2 separate regions of the Homo sapiens genome follow, and region 1 is linked to region 2. A link is a loop called in an ENCODE intact Hi-C map of the cell type or tissue named here. Cell type or tissue: OCI-LY7. All regions are shown on one strand. Region 1 overlaps MAPK1 (mitogen-activated protein kinase 1). Region 2 overlaps MAPK1 (mitogen-activated protein kinase 1).

What was found. Hi-C counts contacts between places; a loop is a spot of excess contacts. Peaks named below come from ENCODE experiments on the same cell type or tissue, not always from the same donor. Only the 100,000 strongest peaks of a DNase experiment are listed, where the experiment ranks them.
Region 1: it touches region 2 in a loop (4-fold over the local background); 4 of 110 quality-filtered maps call a loop at or near these places.

The regions. Positions count from the first base shown.
Region 1 is chr22:21,833,104-21,838,103 of GRCh38, forward strand. All of the region lies in intron 1 of MAPK1 (mitogen-activated protein kinase 1), which reads right to left. Among named protein-coding and RNA genes, the nearest start is that of MAPK1, 32 kb to the right of the region's middle. RefSeq lists a silencer at 4,957-5,000. In OCI-LY7, no CTCF peak of the experiment used is centred here; a DNase peak (open chromatin) is centred at 1,948; H3K4me3 peaks cover 1,783 bases; H3K27ac peaks cover 2,794 bases.
Region 2 is chr22:21,778,980-21,783,979 of GRCh38, forward strand. All of the region lies in intron 6 of MAPK1 (mitogen-activated protein kinase 1), which reads right to left. Among named protein-coding and RNA genes, the nearest start is that of YPEL1, 46 kb to the left of the region's middle. In OCI-LY7, no CTCF peak of the experiment used is centred here; DNase peaks (open chromatin) are centred at 2,833 and 3,182; H3K4me3 peaks cover 1,185 bases; H3K27ac peaks cover 5,000 bases.

The DNA.
Region 1 (5,000 bases), 54 kb after region 2:
AGATAGCAGCCATGCCCACAACACTAACCCACGATACATTCAGAGTAACAGATGATCTCCAGGACGAATGTTCAAACTTGTGCCGTCTTCGCTCACTCCCGAAAACCTACTTAAGTGATAGAGTATATTTGAAGAAATAACCTTCAAACTATTCAACTTTTATTTTGGGTCAAGATACAAAGCCTTGGTCTTGGAAGTCCTGAAACCTGAATTCAAGTTCTTGTATTGTATCACAGCTCTGTGCTTGTAACCTCGGGCAATTATCTTAACCTCACTGAACCTCAGTATCTTCCTCTGTAAAATGTAAAGAATACTTATCTCACATATAAGGTTACTTGGATGAACAGGTACGTGAACTTGTTTCATAAATTCAATACAAACAGTGTCACTGCCATCTAGATTTTTATCACTTTCATCTCCAATCTCACTTTTTTCATTATTTTAATATAATTTTAAATAATTACCTTTTTTTTTGAGATGGAGTCCTGCTCTGTCACCCAGGCTGGAATGCAGTGGCGCAACCTCGGGTCACTGCAACCTCCGCCTCCCAGGTTCAAGCAATTCTCCTGTCTCAGCCACCCAAGTAGCTGGGATTACAGGCACCCCGCAATTTTTTTGTATTTTTAGTAGAGACAGGGTTTCACCATGTTGGGCAGGCTGGTCTGGAACTCCTCGCCTCAAGTGATCTGCCTGCCTTGGCCACCCAAAGTGCTGGGATTACAGGTGTGAGCCACCGCACCTGGCCCTTAAATAATTAAATTTAATAATCATTATCATTCTTATTCTTTTTGTTGATAACTGTAAACTCTGCATTAGTTTTCCTTATATTTCTTTTCCTTTTTTTTTTTGGAGACAGAATCTCGCCTTGGCTAGAGTGCAGTGGTGCAATCTTGGCTAACTGCAACCTCTGCCTCCCGGGTTCAAGTGATTTTCCCCCCTCAGCCTCCTGAGTAGCTGGGATTACAGGTGCCCGCCACCACACTCAGCTAATTTTTATATTTTTCAGTAGCGACAGAGTGGTCAGGCTGGTCTCGAACCCCTGTCCTCAGGTGATCCACCTGCTTTGGCCTCCCAAAATGCTGGGATTACAGGCGTGAGCCACCAGGCCTGCCCAGTTTTCCTTATATTTCATTAGGCATAAAAATTATGAAGCTGGGTGCGGTGGCTCACACCTGTAATCCCAGCACTTTGGGAGGCCGAGGCGGGTGGATCACCTGAGGTCAGGAGTTCGAGACCCGCCTGACCAACATGGCAAAACCCCACCTCTACTAAAAATACAAAATTAGCCAGGCATGGTGCTGCATGCCTTTAATCCCAGTTACTTGGGAGGCTGAGGCAGGAGAATCACTTGAACCAGGGAGGCAGAGGCTGCAGTGAGCCAAGATCGCGCTACTGCACTCCAGCCTGGGCGACAGAGCGAGACTCTGTCTCAAAACAAAACAACAACAAAAACAAAAAACAAAAAACTCTATCTATCTATCTATCTATCTATCTATCTATCTATCTATCTGCATGCTAATTTTTAGAACATGATAACTACATAGGACTTTAAAATAGTTAAAAGTCCTACCATAGAGTCGAGGTGACTTAGCCAGTCACCCAAAAACAGAGCTAGGATTAACCCTTATTCATTCTTCTGAATTCTATGTTCTTTCCATTATACAAGAATGTGCCCAGAAAATCCTACACAACAGAACTCTGGGAAGAGCTAAGCTGAGAAATGGTACAGAATGCTGCCTTCAAAACCCAAGAAAATAAACACATTATAAACAAAGAACAAAGATAAGACTCAACTGCAAGGAACACAGCAAGCAAATTTTAAAGGGCAGCCCAGGAAGGAGCTGAGAGTGTTAAGTACAAACCATCAAGGCTCAAGAGAAAAGGAGATGGCTTCACAGAATCAAAAACCCACAAGAAGTCAGGCATGATGGCTCGCACCTGTAATCCCAGCATTTGGGGAAGCTGACGCAGATGGATGGCTTGCCCCTACCAGTTTCAGACCAGCCTGGGCAACACAGAAAGCAGTCTCCATCAACACGAAACATTTTAAAAATTAGCTGGGTGTGATGGCTCCTGCCTGTAGTCCCAGCTACTCGAGAGGCTGAACTGAGGGAGGAAGGGACCCAGAATCACCCAGCTATGATCACTGCAGTCTAGCCTGTGCAACAGAGACCCTGTCTCTAAAACTAACTAAAGAAATAAATAGCAGGAAGAAGTAAAAAGAAAGATCTAGGATGCAGGAAGAGAATGAGAAGACACATACCCGGACCCAGCCAAAAAAATAAAAATCAACAATGATTACTCTCGAAATTGATGTTATGAAATCAATGCCAAACAGTAATACATAAATAAATAAATCCTGATACAAAATAGTAAAATGCATGCAGAAATGTAAGCAAACAAGAGTGCAAAAGAATACCTGCACACTCAGAGTCAAGTAGGGCTGGTTCTACATTGTTAAAGGACACAGAGGCTGGCTGCTACACGCTGGGGGAGGGAAGAAATGGAGAGTGACTGCTCATGGGAATGGGGTTGCTTTTTGAGGTAATAAAATGTTCTGGGATTAGACAGTGGTGGTGGTTCCAAAACTTTGTGAATATATACTGAAAACAACTAAATTATATTCTTTTTAAAGGTGAAGTTTTTCTTTTCTCTGGTAGGTAAATTATGTCCAAAAAAAAAAAAAAAAAAAGCATGGTCCCTTCAAACAAAAATCCCTTTTCTCAGATCATTATTTCAGGAGCTAACACTTAAAAGAGAGATCCCTTCACTCTGGAAAGCTGACAGTAATCAAAACAGGGCATGAAAGCCTGGAGCAGGGAGACAGATCAGCTCTGGGAGTTGGGATGGGGAAGAAGAGAGAAATGGCATCTTGATGATACTTTTTATCCTGGCCAACCCACTTCACCAGCGAAAAGCTGATAAGCACTCAAGACAGAGGCCCTACACTAAAGAATTTAAAAGTATACAGGCCGGGTGTAGCAATTTGTACCTGTAATCCCAGCACTTTGGGAGGCTGAGGCAGGCAGATCACTTGAGGTCAGGAGTTCGAGACCAGGCTGGCCAACACAGAAAAACCCAGTCTCTACTAAAAATACAAAAATTAGCCAGGTGTGGTGGTACATGCCTGTAGTCCCAGCTACCTGGGAGGCTGAGGCAGGATAATCACTTGAACCCAGGAGGCGGAGGTTGCAGTGAGCCAAGATTGTGCCACCACACTCCAGCCTGGGCGACAGAGTGAGACTCAAACAAACAAACAAACAAAAACAAAAACAGAACTTAAAAGTATACATCTGGGGGGAGAAAAAAAATGTAGGGGTGGACGTGGTGGCTCATGCCTGTAATCCCAGCACTTTGGGAAGCTGACGCTGTGGATCCCTTGAGCCCAGAAGTTCGAGATCAGCCCTGGGCAATATGGAGAAACCCAGTGTCTACAAAAAATACAAAAAAATTATCTGTAGCCGGGTGTGGTGGCACGCGTCCGTAATCCCAGCTACTCAGGAGGCTGAGGCAGGAGAATCGCTTGAATCCAGGAGGCAAGAGGTTGCAGTGCGCCGAGATCGCGCCACTGCACTCCTGCCTGGACGACAGAGCGAGACTCCGTCTCAAAAAAAAAAATTATCTGGGGTGATGGTGTGCGCCTGTGGTCCCAGCCACTTGGGGGGCTGAGGTGGTAGAATCACCTGAGCCCAGGAGATCGAGGCTGCAGTGAGCCATGATCATGCCATTGCACTCTAGCCTGGGCAACAAAGTGAGGCTGTCTCTAAAAAGTTAAAAATAAATTAAAACTAAAATGAGGGCCAGGTGTGGTAGCTCACGCCTGCAATCCCAGCACTCTGGGAGGCCAAGGTGGGAGGATCGCTTGAGTCCAGGAGTTCGAGACCAGCCTTGGCAACATAGTGAGACCCTGTCTCTTGAAAATAAAATAAAAAATTTAAAAATTTTTAAAAACTGAAAAAATGAAGCAATATAAATGCCCAACAAATGGGGGCAACAGTTATATAAATAACCTGTTTTTAATAAAATTTAACATTATGTTGATGTTACATGTTGGAGTCAGATACATAGAAAAAGGAAAAAATAGGACACAATAGTATGGGATAATCATTACGTAGGTTTAAAAAAACAAAAGAATCCTTGCTGAGAACAGGTCTGGCAGAGCAAAGTGAGCTTTAGCCTGAAGTGGGAGGGAGAAAGTAAAACAGTGGGCAGGGCTCTGGAGGAAAGAAGGATGGTAGTGCTTCAAAGGGAAGCAGAAGTTTTGGCTTTGTTTTATTTTTAGGACAGAAGAGTGATCAGCCCCTAGGAATTTGGATGAGATCATCCAGAGAGTGTGTATGGGACACAGAGGGCCCAAGAACTAAGAACAAAGAGTCAAAGACTTGGGAAAACCAGAGGTGTCTCAGCAAAGTAGTAGATGTAACTTTTTAAAAAGGAAATGGCTTATAACATCAAGTGCTCCAGAAAAAATCAAAATCTTTTGATTTTCCAGGGAGAATGGCAAAAAAAGGGGAAAAAGAATCTTTGGTGAGGAAGGCCTTCAGGAAAAAGCAACCAGTCCAGAAAGATCAAAATCAAGAAAGACTGTACATAGAGTGTGCACACCATCAGTTCAGAGTGCAAGAGTGGGGGTAGGGGGCTAAAGTCTGGCTCTCGTGGGCAGAAGAGGTGGGCACAGAAAGCAGAGCAAGCAGCACGAACCATTCCCGAGAGAGCCTGACTATGAAGGGGAGAGAACAAATGGCACTTGTCTCACAGACTCTGGGGCAGTGCCCAGGAAATTAAATTTAGGACTATATATCAATTTAAAAGTACTGGATAGAGTAACGAAAGTGATGTTTTCAGTAAGTGTTGTACAGCAGAAGGCTTGTTTTTGTTGATTTTAAAAATCTTTCATGGGAGATTGGAGAGATGCTGGTAAAAAAAAATACAGCATTAAAATAAAATCTTTCACTATAAAACTAGCTAGTACGGCCAGGAGTGGTGACTCACACCTGTAA
Region 2 (5,000 bases):
AAGAAGTCCAGATTCTAGACACAGTGTCTGTGCCCATCAATCCACATGTGACTGAACTTTTCAGTTATCAGAGCCAATAAAGCTCTTTCTTGGGCCAGTAAGTTCTTGTTATGTGGAACTGTGGAACTGAAAAGACCTCAGACGGTTGACCCACCAAACCCGGCCTTCTGGTCTGTGTGAATGACTCACCCACATTCCCTTGCTCCCCAAGCACCATCATTCAATGGTAACCACTGCTTATCTTTTCACATATGTTGTTGAATTCTTTTCTATGCATTTTCTTGTAGAAGGCTGAAATCATATTATGTATGACAAATGCTGTTTTATTTTCCCTTAGTAAATACTGTTCATTAGCATTTTCCCCCACTATCAAAACTTTGTAAAAAAAATCACTTTTAGCGGCCTTAAAATATTCCTTTAAGTAGATGTCTCATAATTTACTCAGCCATTTGATTAACATTTGGCACTTAGGTTGTTTCTAATGCCTAACAGGTGCCTTAAATTAAACACAGACTAAACCAAATTCTCAACTGCTGTCACCCAAACTGCTCCTCCTATAGTTTTCCTCATCTCAGTATTTCCTGTAGACTGTGTGTTCTTGTCCTTTGCTCATTTATTTATACACTGTGGTCTTAGATTTGTCTCTGCTCTTTAGATACTAATAATATTAATAATGAATCTAAAGTTAACAATAATTCCTTAACTCTTTTAATTATCCTATGAGGTGGGAACTACAATTGTCTCAATTTAGGGTTGAGGAAATCATGAAACAGCTTAAATAACTTGTCCAAAGTCAAAAATCCAAGTAGCAGAACCCTAGTTTGAACTCAGGAGGCGGACTCCAGAGCACCGGGTATAACCACTGTACTTTGCTGCCTTCTACAGAACAGTTAGGAGAAGGTCCAGTGTTACTCAATTTAGAACATTTTAGACCTATTGTCCACACCTAATCTAATTTTATTTAGCTTTTAAACTTTTATATGTCTCTCTTTCCTTGATGTTTGTTTTAAAACATAGGAAGTCTTTCTCCATGCAGAGATCAGAAAAATACTGAATACTCTATTGTTAGTTTCTCATGATATAAATTTTAAATAAGTATCAATTCTTTTAGAATTCATTTTGATGTGTAATGATTTAAATTGATTTTCCTCCAAATAGCTATTCAACTAGCCCAGTACCATCTGCTGAATAATAATTTCTTCTCCCTCACTGAAGTCATTTGAGAGAATCGTAAGCTAAGACTCCTTTAAAGAAAAATCTACAATAGTGTCGGTTTAAGGGATACAGCAATCAAAAATTTCCAACAAACATGAAAAAATTTCAATCTCACTCTTAATTACAGAAAAACAAATTAAATGCCACTCCCCCATTTGGTTGGCAGACCTAAAAGTTCAATACCCAGAATTGCTGGAACAAAAGACATGTGACAGAATTGCCAGACTGTCCTCTACAGAGACTCAACCAGTTTACACTCCACCAGCTCTCTCCGAAAACACCCTTTTCCCCACAGCCTTGACCACACAGTAGGGTGTCAAACTTTGATGTCTGCTACTCTGTTGAGGAGGGCGTTAAAAAAAAAAAAGAATTACTGACTTTTCAATGTTTGTATCTTGTATAATGAGTAAACATGAGTACCTTTTATATATTTAAGAGCTGTTTCATCTTCCTTTTCTGTGAACTCTCATTAAAAATTCTAGCTTGTAAGTTTTTTAATCTCTTGAGTTCCCTGAGGTCTTCCATTCATTTCCTGACAAATCTAGACTATCAGTTCTGTAAGAAAGCTCTCTCTCTCTTTTTTTTTTAATGAGTCCTCAGACTTCCCATCTCCAAACAGGTTCTTAATCCCTCTTATTGCTGGTACTATGTATGTCCAGGGCCTTAGAAGCCTTGATGGCACCAAACAGACACTCAAATCTATCCACTGAATGAATGAATTTATGTATGTTTTCTTAAAAATATAAAAACAACTGGCTAGATGTGGTGGCTCATGCCTGTAATCCCAGCACTTTTGGAGGCCAAGGCGGGTGGATCCCGAGGTCACGGGATCAAGACCATCCTGGCCAACATGGCCAATATCTTGGCTAAAAATACAAAAAATTAGCCAGGTGTGGCGGTGCGCGCCTGTAGCCCCAGCTACTAGGGAGGCTGAGGCAGGAGAATTGCTTGAACCTGGGAGGCAGAGGCTGCAGTGAGCCGAGATTGCACCACTGCATTCCAGCCTGGGTGACAGAGTGAGACTCCCTCTCAAAAAAAAAAAAAGAAAAAAAAGAAAAGAAAAATAACAGTGCTGGGTGCGGTGCTCACGCCTGTAATCCCAGCACCTTGGGAGGCCAAGGTGGGCAGATCACGAGGTCAAGAGTTCGAGACCAGCCTGGCCAACATGGTGAAACCCCGTCTCTATTAAGAATACAAAAATTAGCTGGGCATGGTGACATGTGCCTATAATCCCAGCTACTCGGGAGGCTGAAGCAGGAGAATTGCTTGAACCTGGGAAGCAGAGGTTGCAGTGAGCCGAGATCGCGCCACTGCACTCCAGCCTGTGTGACAGAGTAAGACTCTGTCTCGAAAATAAATAAATAAATAAATACATACATACATAAAAAGCAAAAATTAGCCAGGTGTGGTGGCACGCACCTGTAATCCCAGCTATTCAGGAGGCTGAGGTGGGAGAATCGCTTGAACCTGGGAGGCAGAGGTTGCAGTGAGCCAACATCGTGCCACTGCACTCCAGCCTGGGAGACAGAGCAAGACGCTGTCTCAAAAAAAAAAAAAAAAATTAGCCACGCATGGCGGCACATACTTGTGGTCTCAGCTATTCAAGAGACTGAGGCGGAGGATTGCTTGAGCCCAGGTGGCGGAGGTTGCAGTGAGCCAAGACTGTGCCACCGCACTCCAGCCTGAGTGGCAGAGTAAGACCTTGTCTCAAAACAACAACAAAAAAACATGGTAGAACTGTTGAAGTGATGTTCTGAGATTTGGTTCCAAGAGACCTTGCAGCATAGGCTCTTGCTCTTTTGGAATATTTCTGCCATCATGAGAAGCCACTGAGTCTAGTCTACTTTAGGATAAAGAGGCAACTGTAGGAAGGACCAACTGTTAAGACGTTAAACCACCACAATTGAGGGATGGTGAAGGGAGCCAGCAGATGACTGCAGTGCATGGCTGAACCCAGGTGGGCTCAGCAGAACTACCCAGCTGTGCCAGCCCAATGGACTCATGAACAAATGCATGGCTGTTATTTCAAGCCTGAGTTTTGGAGTGTTTTTTTAATGCAGCAATAGGTAACTGATGTAAACTTTAATGTCCAATGTGAGTCTGGCTGAAGGACACTTATGGGTCACATCCCTACAAGGGAACACCATGTAGTCACTCTTTAACAACTAGAGGCCGGGTGCAGTGGCTCACACCTGTAATCCCAGCACTTTGGGAGGCCAAGGCAGGTGGATCAACTGAGGTCAGGAGTTCGTGACCAGCTTGACCAACATGATGAAACCCCGTCTCTACTAAAAATAAAAAAAAATTAGGCCGGGCTCAGTGGCTTACGCCTGTAATCCTAGCACTTTGGGAGGCCGAGGCGGGCAGATCAGGAGGTCAGGAGATCGAGACCATCCTGGCTAACATGGTGAAACCCCGTCTCTACTTTTAGATTGTGTTTTTGTTTGGTTTTGTTTTGAGATGGAGTCTTGCTCTGTCACCCAGGCTGGAGTGCAGTGGCATGATCATAGCTCACTGCAACCTCAAACTCCCGGGCTCAAGCAGTCCTCCCACTTCAGCCTCCTAAGTAGCTGGGACTATAGGCATGCACCACCACATCTGGCTAATTTTTGTATTTTTTGTAGAGATGGGTTCTCACTATGGTGCCCAGGCTGGTCTTGAACTCCTAGGCTCAAGCAGTCCTCCCGCCTCAGCCTCCCAAAGTGCTCGGATTATAGGCATGCGCCACTGCACCCAGTCAGTTTTCTTTTATAGACGATTGTCGATAGTACCTGCGTCACAGGATTGTGTGAATGTTCATACCACTGGCATTTGTAGGTCTAACATCTTTCCATATCTTGCTCTGTTGCCCAGGCTGGAGTGCAATGGTGCAATCTCGCCTCACGGCAACCTCCACCTCCCGGGTTCAAGCGATTCTCCCACTTCAGCCTCCTGCGTAGCTGGGATTACAGGCACCTGCCACCACACCCAGCTAATTTTTTAAAATTTTTATTTATTTATTTATTTAGAGACGGAGTCTCGCTCTGTCGGCCAGGCTGGAGTGCAGTGACACCATCTCGGCTTACTGCAAGCTCTCCCTCCCGGGTTCATGCCATTCTCCTGCCTCAGCCTCCTGAGTAGCTGGGACTACAGGCTCCCACCACCACGCCCGTCTAATTATTTTGTATTTTTAGTAGAGACGGGGTTTCACCATGGTCTCGATCTCCTGACCTCATGATCTGCCCGCCTCGGCCTCTGAAAGTGCTGGGATTATAGGCGTGAGCCACCATGCCCAGCCTGTAATTCCAACATTTTGGGAGGCCAAGGAGGGTAGATTGCTTGAGCCCAGGAATTCAAGACCAGTCTGGCAATGTGATGCAATACTGTCTCTAAGAAAAATACAAAAAATTAGCTGGGCGTGGTGACATGCGCCTGTGGTCCCAGCTACTCAGGAGGCTGAGGTGGGCAGATCGCTTGAGCCCAGGGAGGTCGAGGCTGAAGTGAGTCGTGATCACGCCATTGTACTCCAGCCTGGGCAACAGAGTAAGACCCCATCTCAAAAGAAACAAAGTAAGGCCAGGTGCGGTGGCTCATGCCTGTTAATCCCAGCACTTTGGGAGGCCGAGGAGGCAGATCACCTGAGGTCAGGAGATTGAGAACGGCCTGGCCACTGTGACGAAACCCCATCCCTACTAAAAATACAAAAAATTAGCCAGGCATGGTGGCATATGCCTATAATCCCAGCTACTTGGGAGGTTGAGGCAGGAGAATCGCTTGAACCTGGGAGGTGGAGGTTGCAGTGAGAC